2 separate regions of the Homo sapiens genome follow, and region 1 is linked to region 2. Evidence: read pairs that join two places in POLR2A ChIA-PET (ENCODE). Cell type or tissue: endothelial cell of umbilical vein. All regions are shown on one strand. Each heading gives the region's core, and the rest is flanking DNA. Links, peaks and the distances in the headings are about the cores only.

What was found. ChIA-PET counts read pairs that join two places held together with the same protein. Peaks named below come from ENCODE experiments on the same cell type or tissue, not always from the same donor. Only the 100,000 strongest peaks of a DNase experiment are listed, where the experiment ranks them.
Region 1: POLR2A ChIA-PET joins it to region 2 with 10 read pairs; 2 of 35 experiments call an interaction of 5 or more read pairs at or near these places.

Annotation. Positions count from the first base shown.
Region 1 is chr3:43,473,036-43,481,374 of GRCh38, forward strand. The region is part of intron 11 of ANO10 (anoctamin 10); the gene reads right to left. Among named protein-coding and RNA genes, the nearest start is that of SNRK-AS1, 130 kb to the left of the region's middle. RefSeq lists an enhancer at 5,712-6,284. In endothelial cell of umbilical vein, for the core only: no CTCF peak of the experiment used is centred there; a DNase peak (open chromatin) is centred at 4,706; H3K27ac peaks cover 2,091 bases.
Region 2 is chr3:43,400,281-43,408,619 of GRCh38, forward strand. The region is part of intron 12 of ANO10 (anoctamin 10); the gene reads right to left. Among named protein-coding and RNA genes, the nearest start is that of SNRK-AS1, 52 kb to the left of the region's middle. In endothelial cell of umbilical vein, for the core only: no CTCF peak of the experiment used is centred there; no DNase peak of the experiment used is centred there.

The DNA of each region.
Region 1 (8,339 bases), core at 78-8,077, 73 kb after region 2:
GCATTTCTGTATATTTGAAAATTTCAAAGTAATAAGTGGAGAGAAATCATTCACAAAACTAATCTTGGCAAATCAGTGTGTTGTGAAATCCTCTCTGGAAGATTTTTGGTCCAAAATGTCTTTTTTTTTTATAGCTGTTTTCCTACTAGACAGAATCTAGTCAAAATTCATGCACAGCATTTGATTATGTCTCTCTGGTCTCTTTTAAACGTGATCAGTGCCCAGTATTGGATCTCTCATGACGAGACACTGTCCGCTTTGCTGGCCTGATTCCATGCCCAGCGCCGTCTACACTCTCCTCCTGGATGTCATAAGCCACGTTCTTCCTCACTGCTAGGCTCCTGCCACGTCACTCTACTTGCTCCCCTTGCCTACCATGATAAAGCTGGTCTGGAATGCTCTGAGCCCTACAGGCACAGTCAGAGAGAGCATGACCACCCCTGTGCTCTCAGTGCCACACGCGCCTCTCCCACATGCCACTGTCATTATTTGTTATCTGTTGACTTTTCTCATGTGTCAATTTACCAGAATGGTAGGAAAGAAATCCCATTCGCTCTTCTACCACTTTATGCCCAATACTGTTCCTAGACATGCTGAAGAAAATAGTTGATTTAACTGAAGGTTTCTCAACCTCAGCGTTTCTCAACCTCAGCACTGCTGACATTTTAGACTGGAAAATTCTTTGTTGTGGGGAGCTGCCCTGGACGTCATAGGATGTTCAGCAGCACTTCAACATTGAATAAATGAATGAATGATCCTGAGGTATTCTTAAACAAATGGCAATTATTGGGTGGGGTTGTGGGGAAGGCTATACAAAGAAAATTACAACCCCTGAAGATGGAGAGGTCTGGAGTCAGTGACAGAGGCCTGGTGATGACAGTGAGAGTGCAGCCCAAGTGACAACACAGCTGGGCTGAGGAGGGTTCAGAGCAAACACACACAGTCATTCATTCCTCCCAGCCAGCATGTGTATACAGTTTTGGAATGATCCAAAGAGCATTTTTATATTGTGTGCAACTGAGAGAAAGTGGTATAACAGAGGCCTTTTTGGTTTTGGTATAAAGCAATTTCAAGCAAAGGCAAAATGATGATTATTGATTTCCACCTAGGATATAAAGGGCTATATAAGACTGATTACACGTGGTCATACCACTTGCTGCAAGTTTCAGTACTTCCCCGCCCCCCCCAACCCCAATTTCTTCCTTTTTCACATTAGAAGATTGTCAGCTCACAAGAGAAAACTGATGGGCTCAGAGGACTTTATCAGGATTGATTATCAAAACTAATATGTTGTTTTTCCAAGTCGATAAAACATTGCAGAGCTCAAAGCAGGAGGAGCAACATTTCCCCAGAAAATGAGAGTTTTTCTTGCTGGCAGCTAAGCTTCTTGGTGGACAATAAACTAAAACAATCTCTCCTTGATTACATTTTTGACTTGTAAATGTTTTAAACTGGCTTAGCCAAAGCTCTCATTAAGAGACATATTCATTAACTTTGGTTGTCCATAATAAATTTGTATTTTAAAACAGCTCTTTGATGTTTAATTCAGAAAAATTAAAACAAACACTGTTTAAAAAGAATGAATGTATAAATAAGTCAAATGTCAACTATAATAAATCATCATTTAAAAATATGACCTTTAGTGGTATTTTAGAATGAATACATGTATTTGATTTTTATGTTTAAAGAAATTTGCATTTATGGTCATTACAGATTCAAGTTGCCACATAAAGAAATGCTGTTATCATGCAACAAAACAGATGGTCCCCAAAATCTTTCTAAGAAATCTATCTATCTAATCTAGTCAAGAGGGGAGTTTGAAGCTCAGTTTTCTCTCTGATTTTATTATCACTAATTATTTTGTAGAATTTTTTTTTGTCCTTTGGTTTTTAACTAGACATGATTATTTAAATATATAATCACTATAGTAGGAGAAAAGAAAGAAACACAGAAAAGCCAAAATAAATAAATTACCCAAATCTTAATAGCCAGAGAAAACTACTGGTGTTAACATTGGATTATATCTGCCCAGGCCATTTATACAAAAGCAAACATCTATATACATGCCTTTATAAGCTTTTCACTTAGCACTATGTCACGGCTGTCTTTCCAAGGATAAATACTTACATACAGTTTTATGTTTATAGTGGCAAGATATACCATTATAAGGATGGGTCAACATTTATTCAATTATCTAATGTTGGACATATAGCTCCTTCTCGGTCTTGAACCTTACACACAACATTAGCGTGAAGAACCTGTGAATTTTTTTTCTTACAGTTTCTCTCTTTGGTGTCATTCTTATAGTCAAGGTCTCCCCACCCAAAGATCAGATAAATATTCACCTATAATTCTTTCCAGTCCTTTTATGGTTTTAATTTGTTATATTCATATATTTAACTTGACTGAATTTCATTTCAGTGTGTACTTTAAAAAAGGGGAGGCTTTATCCACTCTCCCCAAATGGCTTGCCATTTGTCCCAGCAACATTTAATACCTAATCAATCATTTTTCTACTGGCAAAAAATGCCTATCACAAATTTGTGGGGGGGGTTCTTTGTTTTTGTTTTGTTTTGTTTTTGAGATGAAGTCTTGCTGTGTTGCCTAGGCTGGAGTGCAATGGCGCAACCTTGGCTCACTGCAACCTCTGCCTCCTGGGTTCAGGACAGTCTCCTGCATCAGCCTCCGGAGCAGCCGGGATTACAGGCATGTGCTACCACACCTGGCAAAGTTTTTTTTATTTTTTAGTAGAGATGGGGTTTCACCATGTTGGCCAGGCTGGTCTTGAACTCCTGACCTCGAGTGATCTGCCCACTTCAGCCTCCCAAAGTGCTGGGATTACAGGTGTGAACCACCACACCTGGCCTACAAATTTGTATGTATCTATACTTTTGACAGTTCATGGAATTTATGATCTGTTCTATTTATCTATTTATTCTGGTGCCATTATCATAATTTTTCAGTTATTGTGGCTTTATTTTCTTCAAAAATGTCCATGGCCATTATCTCATATTTATTCTATGTGATTTACTTCAGAATCATATATTTTGATACACTGTTTGCTCATATTGTCATTTTATAATGTTAACTAGTTTTACAGTATTTTTTTCTGGGTTTTACAGTATTTTTTTCTGTTAGCTTATCTACTTTCCCCCTAAAATTATCATGTATTTAATCATGTCTAAATAAAAACCAAAGGGGAACAGAAGAAAATTCCAAAAAATAATTGTTGGTAGACCTGAAGGTTGCCCCCAAGTTTTCAGTTTATCTTGGTGATATCCATGTACCCATTCTGTGAATGTTACTGAATCCTAAGGTAGAAAGAGTCTCTACCTCTTCTAGGCCTGCTTTTGATCTCCAATTAGTGGGGTCTGTAGTGGTCTACTAGCATTTGTTAAATTCATTTCTCATGTCATCCCACCAATTGTCTCAGGAAGGGAAGACATTGGCTGGTTCTTGGTGTCTTCCTGAAGTTGGTCTGTCCTTCATGTTATATCAGATAAAAACTTCTCAACACCTGTAGAATGCAACGGACACCACTTCCCTGCCAGCTCCCTGTTTTCTCCTTTTCCTTTTCTTGGTTTATGGAGTTTTCTCCTTACTTTCCTTTTTCTTTGTAGTTTTTATCGGTTTTTTCCCTTACTTCACCATCTTCCCAAGAAATCTTGAGTTAGATCACTTTGTGGAACTTAGTATGAGCAAGCTATACCACTAATAAACATTAAAATAATGAGATAGCCTAAGAGTAACTGCTCAAAGAAAATGAAGACTATCCCCGAATTCATGCATGACCATAGCATGTATTTTGAAAGAAGAAAGAAAACATAGCAAACCTTGCCAATCAATAAGCAATTTGCCGATCAATAAGTAATTTCCCTGTACTATTCAATGCAGGCAGATCTCCACAGTGGGCAGATACAAGAGTTTTTTTTTCTTTTACCATGGGTAAAATTTCTTTTATTTGAGAAAGTAATGTGTATACATAGTTTTAAAAAATAAAGACAAAGAATATACAGAAAAGATCTTCCATCCATTCCTGCTCTGCACCCCTCTACCATCTTTCAGTATTCTCCCTAGAGACAAGCCCTGTTATTTATCTACTGGTTTACAAATAGAGAAATCTTTCATTATCCCTCAAATTAAAACTGATCAGCATATTGAGATGATATGATGTTGAGAAGATACAGTATTATTGTAACTGTTAAGAAAAGCTAGAATAATATCAAAGGTATTGTAGTGGATAAAACTTAGGCAGATGCACAAAAAAGATGTACCACCTCTCCCTTTTTATTAATGAATATGAAAATAATTTATAAATTACTTACTCAAACAAACATTTACTGAGCATCTACCATATGCTAGGGACTGTCCTAAGTGGTATGGACAGAAAATGAAGCAAGACGTACTCCATCTATTACCTTCCATTTCATTTTATTAAGATAATTGTTAATAACAGCTGACGTGTTATATTTTAAGTGCTAAATCAAAATGTCATTGCATAAAAGTCATTTGCAAATCAAACGGAACAATCTGAGCACAGATCTAAAACTCGTAATGCTTCCTTGGATCCTGGACCATAATACTGTACTTGTGGTAAGCTCAGAGCAGGAGGGAATAGCCTGATGACAAATTACCCCTCATCTTAAATGTTCTAACATCCCCTATACTGTCAGTCGACCTTGGGTGTGTTCACACACAATAGCACACAGGAAGACGCGAAGGTGACGTGGCCTTCCTGTTTGGGCAAGGCATAATCTTAACATAGAAGGTGCCTGTTGCTCATTACGGGCAGAAAAAAGAGCCATTATCACTTACAATTGGACAGACCTCTTTGACTTTGGCAGGGGCCCGCCAACCTGCACACCAGAGGCACACATAGGGAGTGAGGGAGGAATGTTGAGAAGTGATTTCCCAATGGCCCATCTCTAAGGAAGTAGTCTCTGTTTTTTCAGTTCACACTTTACCACAATGCTTACCTTGTGCCAGGCCCTATTCTAAGTGCTTTTCATATATTTACTCATTTAATGCTCACAACAGCCCTATGAGGCAGAAACTACATTTATTCCCATTTGACAGATAAGGAAACTGAGGATCAGAGAGGTTACGTATCCTGGCCAAGGTCACAGAGTTAGTGAGCTGTCTATACAAGCCACATGGAGTGAGGTTCTGGAGATGGAAGTTGGGGTTAGTCAGAACAGATGCCTTAAAATGTCCTTGTCAAAGTTGCCTCTTCTATGCAAAATGATAATTCTGAAATCAGCAACCTAAAAAACAGCAGCCATCTATTATGACCTCACCACTGTGCTATGTGTTTTATAAATGAAAAGCCCAATCCTAACAAACCCTTTAAAGTAGGGACTTTAACCACCCATTTTATAGATTAAGAAATTAAGGTCTGGAAAGTAACTTCCCCTAGCTAGTGAGATCTGAAGCCAGGATCTTAGCTGTCTGACTCCAGGACCCATGCTTTTTTCATTTCACTGTAGTGACTATGTGTGAGTGAGAAATTCCAACATCATCACAATCAGAAAAATAGTGGCTCTGTCTACTCTGATGGTTTATGCTTGTGCTAACACAGGCTGTCCTCCTAGTGGGGAGAAGTCTTTGGCACAAGTAATTAATTTACATTAATGCTTAGCTCTCACTCCTATGTAGTATTCATATTTGACACAGTACAATTTTTCTCATTTTCAAACACAGATTATTCACACCATACATATGTAGCAGATAATTCAATAATAAATTGACTGTGATCAAACATTTGGCAAAAGCTTGAGAAGTCAAATAGTTTTTAAAAAGTCTGATATATCCTTAGACTTCCAAATTGTCTCCATTTTAAGGTTAGAGCATCTAAAAGCAAACCCAAGTACCTGTTTTATAATATTATAGCCCCCTACAGAAATGCCTCCACAAGTTAGGGCACTTTAGAAACTATAGTGAACCATCTGAATGGTTTTCTAAAACTATCCTTGAGGACATAGATTATTGTGTTAATCAAGGTTCCCTGATCCTTTTGTTTAATAACAGAAAAGAGGCACTACCTTTTCCTTTTCACTCGTGCATAGATTATTGTGTTAATCAAGGTTCCCTGATCCTTTTGTTTAATAACAGAAAAGAGGCACTACCTTTTCCTTTTCACTCGTGCTAACATGAAAATATAAGAGCAAGCATTAAGGCCTAATTGTATAAAAGCTGTATCATGTCTCATGTGGTAAAAACACACAGTCCCTGTTATCCCAGATGTTCTCTGAAAGTTTCTATACCTAATTATCCTATTTACATTTTAAACATTGTTGTTGCTTTCTTTTTCAAGTAGGTGAAGTTAGAAATAAAAAATAAATATTAAACTTTGATATATTTATTAATTCAGAAGTTGGTCAATCTAAAGTTCAATAATCTATGAAAAATTACCAAATTCACAGTACTCAACAATAAAAAAGAACCAGAGAAGTAAAGACCTCTAATGAAATGTGATTGGTACATCTGCCCTGAAGAGAGCTTTTTGAAAGGAAGGAAAGGAGGGAGGGAAAAAGGAAAGTTGAAGGCTGCAGACATTTCTAAGTGGATAGACTAAGTAGGAGAAAAGTTAATTACCAAATGGTTAAAGTCAAAGTGTAATACTGGGACCTGGAGACCTGGGAGACTTCTGGATTAAACAGATGAACTTACGTCTGCTCTCCCCTCCTTCTGAATCACCATAAAATGATAGCCCACAGTGCCTGGGCCTTGGAGAACCCCAGGAGATAGAGCCTAGGACCTCAGAACGGCTGCAGAAGGGCAGAAGACACTCCTTGACCCCTCTCTATCCTTCAAAGTCCCATCCCCTCTCTCATCCAGTGGAAGACACAAGACTTCCTATCAAGTGAGACTGAACTACAGGCAGCACCAGGGGCAGTAACACAATAATGAAAACGCCTTTCCACTAAAAGAGGAATTAGGAGGAAACAGAGACAAAGCAGAGATCAGAAGAAAAGTACAGAGGGATAATACTGCATTCATGAAATAAAGTACAGAATGCTATTTTCTAAAAGGAGGTGGGAACATTCAGAGAATAAAAAAGAGCTCTTGGATACTAAACTTATGATTGCTGACATTCAATAGAAGAATTGGGAAATACAGTTGAGAAAATCTCAAAATAGACAGAAGAACCCAAACAAACAAGGAGACACAAAAATAGGGGGAAAACATACAACAAATGGTAAGTCCAGAAAATGCAACAGAGGGCCAGAAATAAAGATAGAACATGGAGAAAAGATAATTCTCAAAGAAATAATTCAAGGATTTCACAGAACTGAAGAACAGGTGTCTGCAAGTGTTAAGTCCCTCTGATCGAGGAGACCACAAAGGCATATCATTGTGAAATGTCAGACACCAGGGATAAAGAGAAGACTGTGAAAGCTTCCAGAGAGAATGAACAGACCCCGTGTAAAGGATCAGGGGTCAGGCTGGCATTAGGCTCTCAACAGCAATGTTAGAGGCAATGGGTAATGTCTTCCAAATTTGGAGGGCAGATGGGCATAAAGATGTCTGCAGATATGCAAGATTCCAAACTATCTCTCATGAACCTGCCAAGATAAAGGAGGGGGTTACAAGAAAGGGGTGGTAAACGAGAAGCCAAGTGAATTCCCAAGAAGTTGGGAAGTGAGGACAGAAACCCTGCAGCCAGTCTGGAGGTGAACTGCCCAAATGGGAAGGGAACACCACAGTTCCAGAAATACCCTCTCCAAGGAAAACAACACAACACACTGAGAGGCTGTCTGGTGTGTTTAAGCACACTATGTTTAGGAAAGAATCAATGATAGGTACACAGAAACCAAACAAAGAAAAAACAAGGCCGTTTTCAACTCAATTATGCTTAAGGAAACATAATCATGGCACACTACGTACTTATCTACAAATACAATGTGCATAATAATACAACCACTACATTGTATTATTGTATAATAATTGTATAATAATACAATATACTAATTGTATAACAATACAATCACTGATTTAACCAAAAGTTGTGATGTGAAATTACACTGGCAAGATGGAACATAAAAACATTCATATTTTATAGTAGAGAGTCAATAAAACTGAAAGACATAGTATTTAGAAATATAGAGGTAAACAGCAGAAAAAGGGCTAAAAATTTGAGTCATATACTCTAGGAAATTGGGAAAGGGCAGAGACCCATTCTTTTGTTATTACTCTTAAAGGAATATTTGACCTTTAAAATTATTTATATGAATTACTTTTATAAAAACAAAATATGATTAGATAAAAAAGCTGAATTTGCTTGGTCAACTGTAAGTGAAAAAAATGAGTAAAATGTAGTTTTTAAATTATGCCAGGTA
Region 2 (8,339 bases), core at 202-8,201:
CTGACCCCCCTTTCCCATATAGTGTCCACTAGGTCAACTCCCAGAGATAGAATGCAGAACTAGACAAATCAGCAGGCCATCCAGCAATACTGGATGAAAGCCAGCTGGCTACATAGAGAAAGTCGACTGGCTGGGAAGCTTGGGAAGGTCCTCTGGCTTTCTGGGTCTCATTCCCCAACTGTGAAATACTGTGTCTTCAGAAGATCTTTTCTGATTGGGCATGGTGGCTCATACCTATATTCCCAACACTTTGGGAAGCTGAGCAGGAGAATTGCTTGAGCCCAGGAATTCGAAACCAGCCTGGGCAACATGGCAAAACTCTGTCTCTAAAAAACAAAAACAAAAACAAAATAGCCAGGCATGGTGGCGCACACCTGTATTTCCAACTACTTGGGAAGCTGAGGTGGGAGGATCACTTGGGCCCGGGAGTCTAAGGCTGCAGTGAGCCCTGATGGTGCCACTGAACTCCAGCCTGGGAGAGTGAGACCCTGTCTCAAAATAATAAACAAATAAATAAAATGACCTCTTCTGACTGTGGAATAGCATGGTTGTGTGTAAGGCTGGGGCACAGGCACAGTGAGATGAGGATGAGGGATTGAGGGATGCTATAAGCCACAGGTCAAGTAGGAACGTACTTTGTCAAGACGCAAGCCTATAGTCTGACGTGTCAAGAACTTTTTTTCCCTTCCGTTAATCCTCTTTCATGATGGACTTTAGTCTGCCTTTATCTGTTTCCTGGGAGAAAAGTATACATGTGTATGTATTTCCAGTATCTAGTCAGTACTTGGTAGTAGTACATTTTTAAAAGCTATATTGAGAGACTTCGCTTTTTCCTTTAAAGCATTAATACTCTTGGCCCCCAGCCTTTTGTTTTGTTTGATTTTTATTTCCTGTATCTTTTTTCCTAAGTAAGACAGAATGGCCACAGCATTTATGAAGGACGTGCTAGGGTGATGTACCAGAAACCAGCAGCAAACCCACACTTTCTGTCATGTGAACACTCATGATCCAAAGGAGAACACAGTTCATTTTAAAAAACAAAATAAACAACTCAAAAATTCCCTTGCAGGCTGAAGTTCTGTTATTAAATCACTCTATGTAAAGATACATTAAATTTTTTAAAAGGCGGGGGGGAAACGCCATAAAAATATGCTACAGAGACACTTCAAGAATAGATTCTTTGTTAATGGGCTTCTACTTATGCTTAGATTCTCTTATTAATTTTGATCTAGCTGCTTACACACAGTTTTAATTCATTCAGTCATTTCACAGACCAGTGGTTTCATGGTTCAATTTGTTTCAGGCAAAATGAACTATTATGAAATATCCCAAAGTATTTTCAAGTTGGAAAAATTAATGAATTAAAATCGGGACAATTCTACATGATTGCTTCTTTTGTTATAATTATAGAATGGAGCACTTTCCATATTTAAATATGTTCTGTGATAGGATAATAGGTGTAATAAATAAGATAAATATAAATATCTTCCCATATCTGCTCACTTTCCCCTGGCATTCTTTGGAGCATCCAAAAGCCATCACATTTTTAGATCCATGTTTAACTGATGTTTACTCTGTGGTCAATTATATGTCGGGCTCAGGCACATGCTATCTTCCTTCCTCTGTAGTCACTCAAGGGAGTGGGTGTCACCCTCTGCATTTTCCTGATGATGTGGTACAGCTCTGAGGGTCCCATGCCCAGGTTATAAGGAGGTGCTTTAGGCACAGTCCGGCTTGGGCACAGAGTCTGTAACATCCCCAGTGGGCTCTTCCTTCAATCCAGAGGCTGACAAACCTCGGTGACAACAGCTGGCCTCTGGCATGCCTGCTCACTCACTAGTTTTCCTCAAACCAAATGCACAAACACAAACAAAAAATGTAATTATCATAAATCCATAAAGTATTACTCTTCCCATTAAAAATCAGAAAAAATTTATGAAGACTTGAGGTTGGAAAGAATGACACCCTCAGCCCCTGCGCATGAGCTCCTTTAAGAAGTGGACATGGCTAACAGAGCTCGCTCCACATCACAGCCCCTCTGGGTCTCATCTTCTGCCCTCACCCTCAGACAGGACCACTTGCCTAGATGTGGTATTTATCATTCCCATGTTTCTTTCCCCTACATGTATTATGCCTAAATGATACATAATATTACTTTGCATATTTTAAAACATTATGTTCATTGTAGAGTTGCCTGCCCAGGGCTCCAGGGTGATCTGGCCACAGACACGATGGAGTGCTGATTCCCATGTCCTTGTGGGTTACTTCCCCAGCAGCCCTTACCCCTGTGTGCTGTAGAAATTCTATCACCTGGCTACAGGCTGAAGGAATCCTGGTCTTTTCCCAGGTCATCCCTTCTTCTGTGCCCTTGGTCCTGAGAGGTACCACACTGGCTCTTTTCAAAATGGCACCCTGCCCCACCAGCGACCCTTAGCCAGCCCAAGCTCAGGATATGTGACTATATTTACATGCTTTCCCTTCAAGCTGATTTTTAAAAACATGCCTTAGTGTCCCTATTAAAAACAACTGAACAGTAGACCACTGAAGTGGGCAGTAAATGCCCTACACCAAATAAACAGATTACCAAGACCGTACCATGGTCTGTTAAGGATTTCAGCTCTGCTTCAGGCAAAATATAGGAACATTTTGCCAGGAAGCATCATGCTGTGGCTGGTATTTATTTCGTCTTAAGGCAAAATGATGTTTGCTACCCCATCCCAGAAGCAAACACACTTTGCTCTGCCCTCCCACAGCAGGGCCTCTGAGCCTCAAATGCATCCTTCTCAGTGCTCAAGTCAGCTGTTAGATTATTTTTTCTTCCATTTGCTGTTCCAACCCTGAACACTGGACCTCACAAATAATGAGTGCTCAATGCAGGTAGAATCCTACACAGGATACAGCCACAGTTCCCAAACTATGCCCAGAGGCACCCCTGGGAACTGCAGCAAACTCACAGAGGTGCCACAGATATTTTAAATATTTGAGAAAAACACAGCAAAACTTGACATCTGTCAGAGAGAAACAGAACCCATAATTAGCCTTTCTCCTTCCTCCACACTGGAAGCTTTTGGTCTAATACCTAGTGAAGTGAAACTTACTGAGGGAAAATGGTTTGGACAGGAGGAACAAGAGAAAGATCATCTGGGCACATGAGGAGCTGGGGGGCTGGGCTGGGCCCATGTGGGTCCAACAGCAAGAGCTCAGGGCAGCAGGAGAAGGGCCGGCTACTCCAAGTCTATGGGAAAGAGAAAGGCAAATGTGGCCTATCACCAAATAGGGCTGGAAGCAGGGGAAAGCTGTGGAGCTGATGGATAGGATAACCCTGTGCCCCAGAAGATGGGAAGAAGCATTTTCCTGTACTTCACACCCTGACCTTATTCCAAATTCAAGACAAATGGAATAGTAATATTTTAGATTAGCCACACTTTATTTTAAATAGGCTTGGTCAGCTTACCTATAAGCTTAACTATAAATATCACCCGATTCCTACTGGAACATGTAATTTTCATTCCAAATAAATGATTTATAACAGAATCTTTCAACTTAATAAACATTCAGAGTACCTGTGGTGGACACACCCTAGGGTAAGTCCTAGGCCCTGCTCCCCCCACTACACAATGATTCCCATATCCTGGTAACCATACCTTGTATAACACCCTCCCCTCCTGGAGTATAAGCAGGGGCTGGGACTTGCTTCTCATCAACAGCATGTAGAAAAGAGGATGGTCACTCCCACAGTAGGTTATGTTATATGACAAGGGTGAAGAGATGTTTTCAGATGTAATTAAGGTCCCTATTCAGCTGACTTTAAGTTAACCAAAAAGGAGATTATCCATAGTGGGCCAGACTTAGTAAGTGAGCAGCCATTTAAAAGAGGGCCTCAGCTGTCCCTGAGGCCAGAGACTCTGAGCAGAGAGACTCTTTATAGGTGGCTTTGTATAAGTAAGTGTCATGCTGCGAGAGGACCTATGGAGAGGGATACATGGCAAGAAACTGCAGGTGGCCTCCAGGAGCTAAGGGAAGCCTCTGGATAATAACCAGCAAGAAAATGCCGAACACAGCCTTAAGGCCACAAGGAGATGAATTCCACTAACATCCTCAGAGAGCTTAAGGCAGAACTTTCTGCAGTTCAGCCTCTGATAAGACCAAAGCCCCAGCTGACATCTTAGATTGCAGCCTACTAAGACCCTGAGCAGGGGACCCAGTTAAGCTGTGTTGGAACTCTGGATCCACAGAAACTGCGAAATAACAAATGTGGACTGTTTTAACCCATCATATTTGTGGTAATTTGTTACAGAGCAACAGAAATCTAATACAGTGGCCAAGTATGATGGCTCATCCCTGTAATCCCAGCATTTTACAAGGCTGAGGTGGGAGAATAGCTTGAGCCCAGGAGTTTGAGACCAGTCTAGGCAACATAAAGAGACTCCATCTCTACAAAAAATAAAAAAAAATTAGCTGGGCATGGTGGTGTGCACCTGTGGTCTCAGGTACTCAGGAGGCTGAGATGGAAGATCATTTGAGCCCAGGAAGTTGAGGCTGCAATGAGCCACTGCATTCCATTCCATCCTGGGTGACAGAGCAAGAACCTGTCTCAAAAAAAAAAAAAAAAAAACCACCAAAAAACAGAAAGGAAAAGAAAAAAAAAGCAAAACTAATATAGTGTCAAGCTAGAAACTCTTTATGCTACATTCTTGATGTATACATGAAACATGATGAATACATGAAATAGTTGAGCAGAAATTAGTTACAAAACTTTTTACAGTTTGAAGTAAACACAAATTTAGAAAATGTTTAAGATCTGCACCGTAATTTTCATTGGCAAGTTGATCTAACATGTCCTTTTAATCTTAAACAAATCCAAATTCCTGTGTGTTGCCTAGCTTTTCTGGCAAATTATTCCTAGTTCTGCAGGATTTTGGTGACTTTTAAGAAATGCTACCCTTTGATAAACTGTAAACACCTGAGTCCCAAGCAATCCCATCTGGAGGAATTCTGGGGCAAGAGGGTGTTACATCTTAATTAGAGGAAGGACCCATGGATTCCTAAAGCAGTCCACGGGGAGGAGGGCAGAAGTGATGTGAGAATGGCCACTTGGGCCAGAAGTCCCACTGACCATCCATGAACTCACTGTGTTGTGACTCTGAAGACTCAAAGCTTTCTGTTAATTTATGAGAAACTGGCAAATTATTCAACTGTAGTTTTTTCCTTTTCTTCTTTCTTGAGACAGGGTCTCACTCCATCACCCAGGCTGGAGTGCAGTGGTGTGATCTCAGCTCACTGCAGCCATGCTTTCCCAGGCTCAAGCGATCCTCCCACCTCAGCTGAGACTAAAGGAGTGCACTATCACGCCCGGTTAATTTTTGTATTTTTTGTAGAGACGAGGTCTCACCATGTTGCCCAGGCTACTCTTGAACTCCTGGGCTCAAGTGATCTACCCACCTCAGTCTCCCAAAGTGCTGGGATTACAGGCGTGAGCCACTGCACCCAGCCTGTAGTTTTTTTCAAATAGCTAAAATTTCAACCTAAAATATATACTTATCATTGCCTAATTATTGACAAATGAATCTCATATTGCTAGATCTTTGTCTGCTCCTTTGCCAAAAGTAATTACCTACTTCTTTGAACCTGAAAAGAAAAACAATTTTCCTTTAATTTACTCCAAGTTGCATAGTAGTTAAGGTGAAATAATTATTTTAACCATTCTTGAAAGTATACTGTGAAAAGGAAGGGGAAAAAAAGGAAAGAAATCATCACCCCAGAGCTGGGCCCTATCAGTATGAAAGCAGGCTAACCACAGACCGCTACTGTGATGGACATAGACATGTCCACAATTCACAGTTCTAGAATGGAAGCTCCCAGGGCAGTGGGAAGAATCCCATCTGCATGGCAACCACTCCGTGCCATCTTCCAGCACCTCGGGAACAGGCCTCCAGGATGACGCCAGCCTCCACTCCTGTGGGGCTGTATCTTGAGCAGACTGTACATCATCCATGCTGAGTCAGAGCCTTCACAGCAGTCAAGGGAAATATCAAAAGCACAGGACGTGCAACTGTTCTCACTCACCACATTCAGCTCATTTACAAAACATCGAGCTATAAATATCATGACGACATTTTTTAGAGGCGCATTTTCAAGTGTTGTGAGCCAATACTGAAATAGGGGCAAAAAATAAGCCATCATCACCTATTTACTGATTCTAATTTTGAAACAACAGTCACATTCTTATTCTGCTAAAGTATGAGCACATGGAGAACTGCCTTCTGTACGCATATGACTGACAGAAACACCAGTTATGAATGGCTTACATGACGAATCACATGCCACCGATTCATGACAAAGCATGCAGAACTCACCATAAAGCAAACTGCTGCTTTCTACCCTAGTTACCCACAAAGCTGGACTGTTTCCTTTTAGAAAGTTAAAATTAGTTCACAACTCCATAGCAAAAAAGATGCCATGAACACTATGTTCCATTTACGACATTCTAAATTCCCTCTCCATCTTTGGAAATGGGCATTTTTACACAACAGTGCCAGTTGATCATATGACTATCAACTGAACACCTGAGAAAGTCACTAGGTTATTCCACCTGCAGTGTGCACGCTGAGTCTCGCAACAGAGATTTTTTTTTTTTTTTTGAGAGGGAATCTTGCTCTGTCACCCAGGCTGCAGTGCAGTGGCATGATCTTGGCTCACTGCAACCTCTGCCTCCCAGGTTCATGCGATTCTCCTGCCTCAGCCTCCCAAGTAGCTGGGACTACAGGCATGTGCCACCACACCCGGCTAATTTTTGTATTTTTAGTAGAGATAGAGTTTCACCATGTTTGCCAGGCTGGTCTGGAACTCTTGACCTCAAGTGATCCACCCACCTCGGCCTCCTAAAGTGCTGGGATTACATGCGTGAGCCACCATGCACAGCTGCAATGGAGATACTTTAGAGATCACCTGGTCCACCTTGTCCATTTAATGATGAGAATACCAAATCAAAAGTTACCAGACTTGCCCAAGCTTGCATGGCTTTTCTGTGCCAGCGCGCAGACTGGAATTCAGACCACAGATTCATGAACTCTCTGAATGCTAGTTAAACTCCCTTGACTTAAAGAGACTGCCAAATTGATCGCAGGTGCACTAACCCCAAATATGTTTCTCTCCCTAACCTGCACTTCTCTGACTCCCAGGGACAGGCAAGGCCTATCCCTTAGAATCTTTCCCTGGGATAACAGGGCTGCCTCAAGCAGCAGTGCATGTACCACCTTCCTTGGAAGTATAGATGCAAATATGGGATCACCAGGTCAAGGAGAATGATGTCACTTTTTAGTGCACACCCACCACAAGCTCGGTAACTAAGAGAACACAGAGAAGAAACGCTCTGGTTGTGGCCCAGAGATTACAATGGAGCATGACAAATGCCAACAAAGGACAGCCTCACCATGGTGGTGATCCATGAGGTGAGTCTTTAAAAGGAGGAGAAATTGTCCAGGAGGAAAAGTGGACAACAGGGAACCAGCAGGGTGAAGAGAATGTGCAAAGGCAAAAGAACACAGGGTGTTCTAGGAACAGGGTACAGTCCAGTGGCCAGAGCCCACGTGGGGCTTTGCAGGGGGATGAGGCTGCAAGCACAGCCACATGGAGGGGCTGGGGTTTCTCTTGAGTCATGCAGAGCTGCTAAAAAATTTTGAGCAGGACCATAACATTGAGTCATATTTGTATTTGGGATAGCAAGCTGTGGCAGCAAAAGGAAAACTGGAGTGGAGAGAAGAGAGAATGGAGGTAGGGAGATCAGTCAGAGGGTTGTGGTAGGAGTCCAGGGAGGAAAGGATGAGAGTGCATCAACATACTCCTAAGAAAGCCTCATTCAAAAAATACTGGTAGTCTAGATATCATGTGGAGTCTTAAGTTAGGTATCTGAATTCTTAACCCTGACAAAGAAAATCTAAAACTACAGCTTGTTACCATAATTAGCAGTTCTTGGTCATAGAGAGTTCTCAAATGATGTAAAAGAAGAATTTCAAATCTTTTAAAAGCAGATTAAAATATTAATTAATCTTAGAGATTTAAGTTTCATTATTCGTCCTTAAGATAATTTCTGAAATTTTTAAAGTACCAAATGAAAATAAGGACATAAGGGAAACCAGCAGCATATATTGTGATTTTGAAAATGGGTTTTTCAACTTAGAGCTTGCTCTTATATTTCACTTCCCGACCTGCTCCTTTCATACCGCCTTACATTTTACTTACTGCCCAAAGTACACAAAAGGTGCATAAAGATTGTCTGATGACTGAAGAAGCCAAACCTGCGATCTGAAACCTGGGAGGCCTCAGTGTTCTCTGACTTC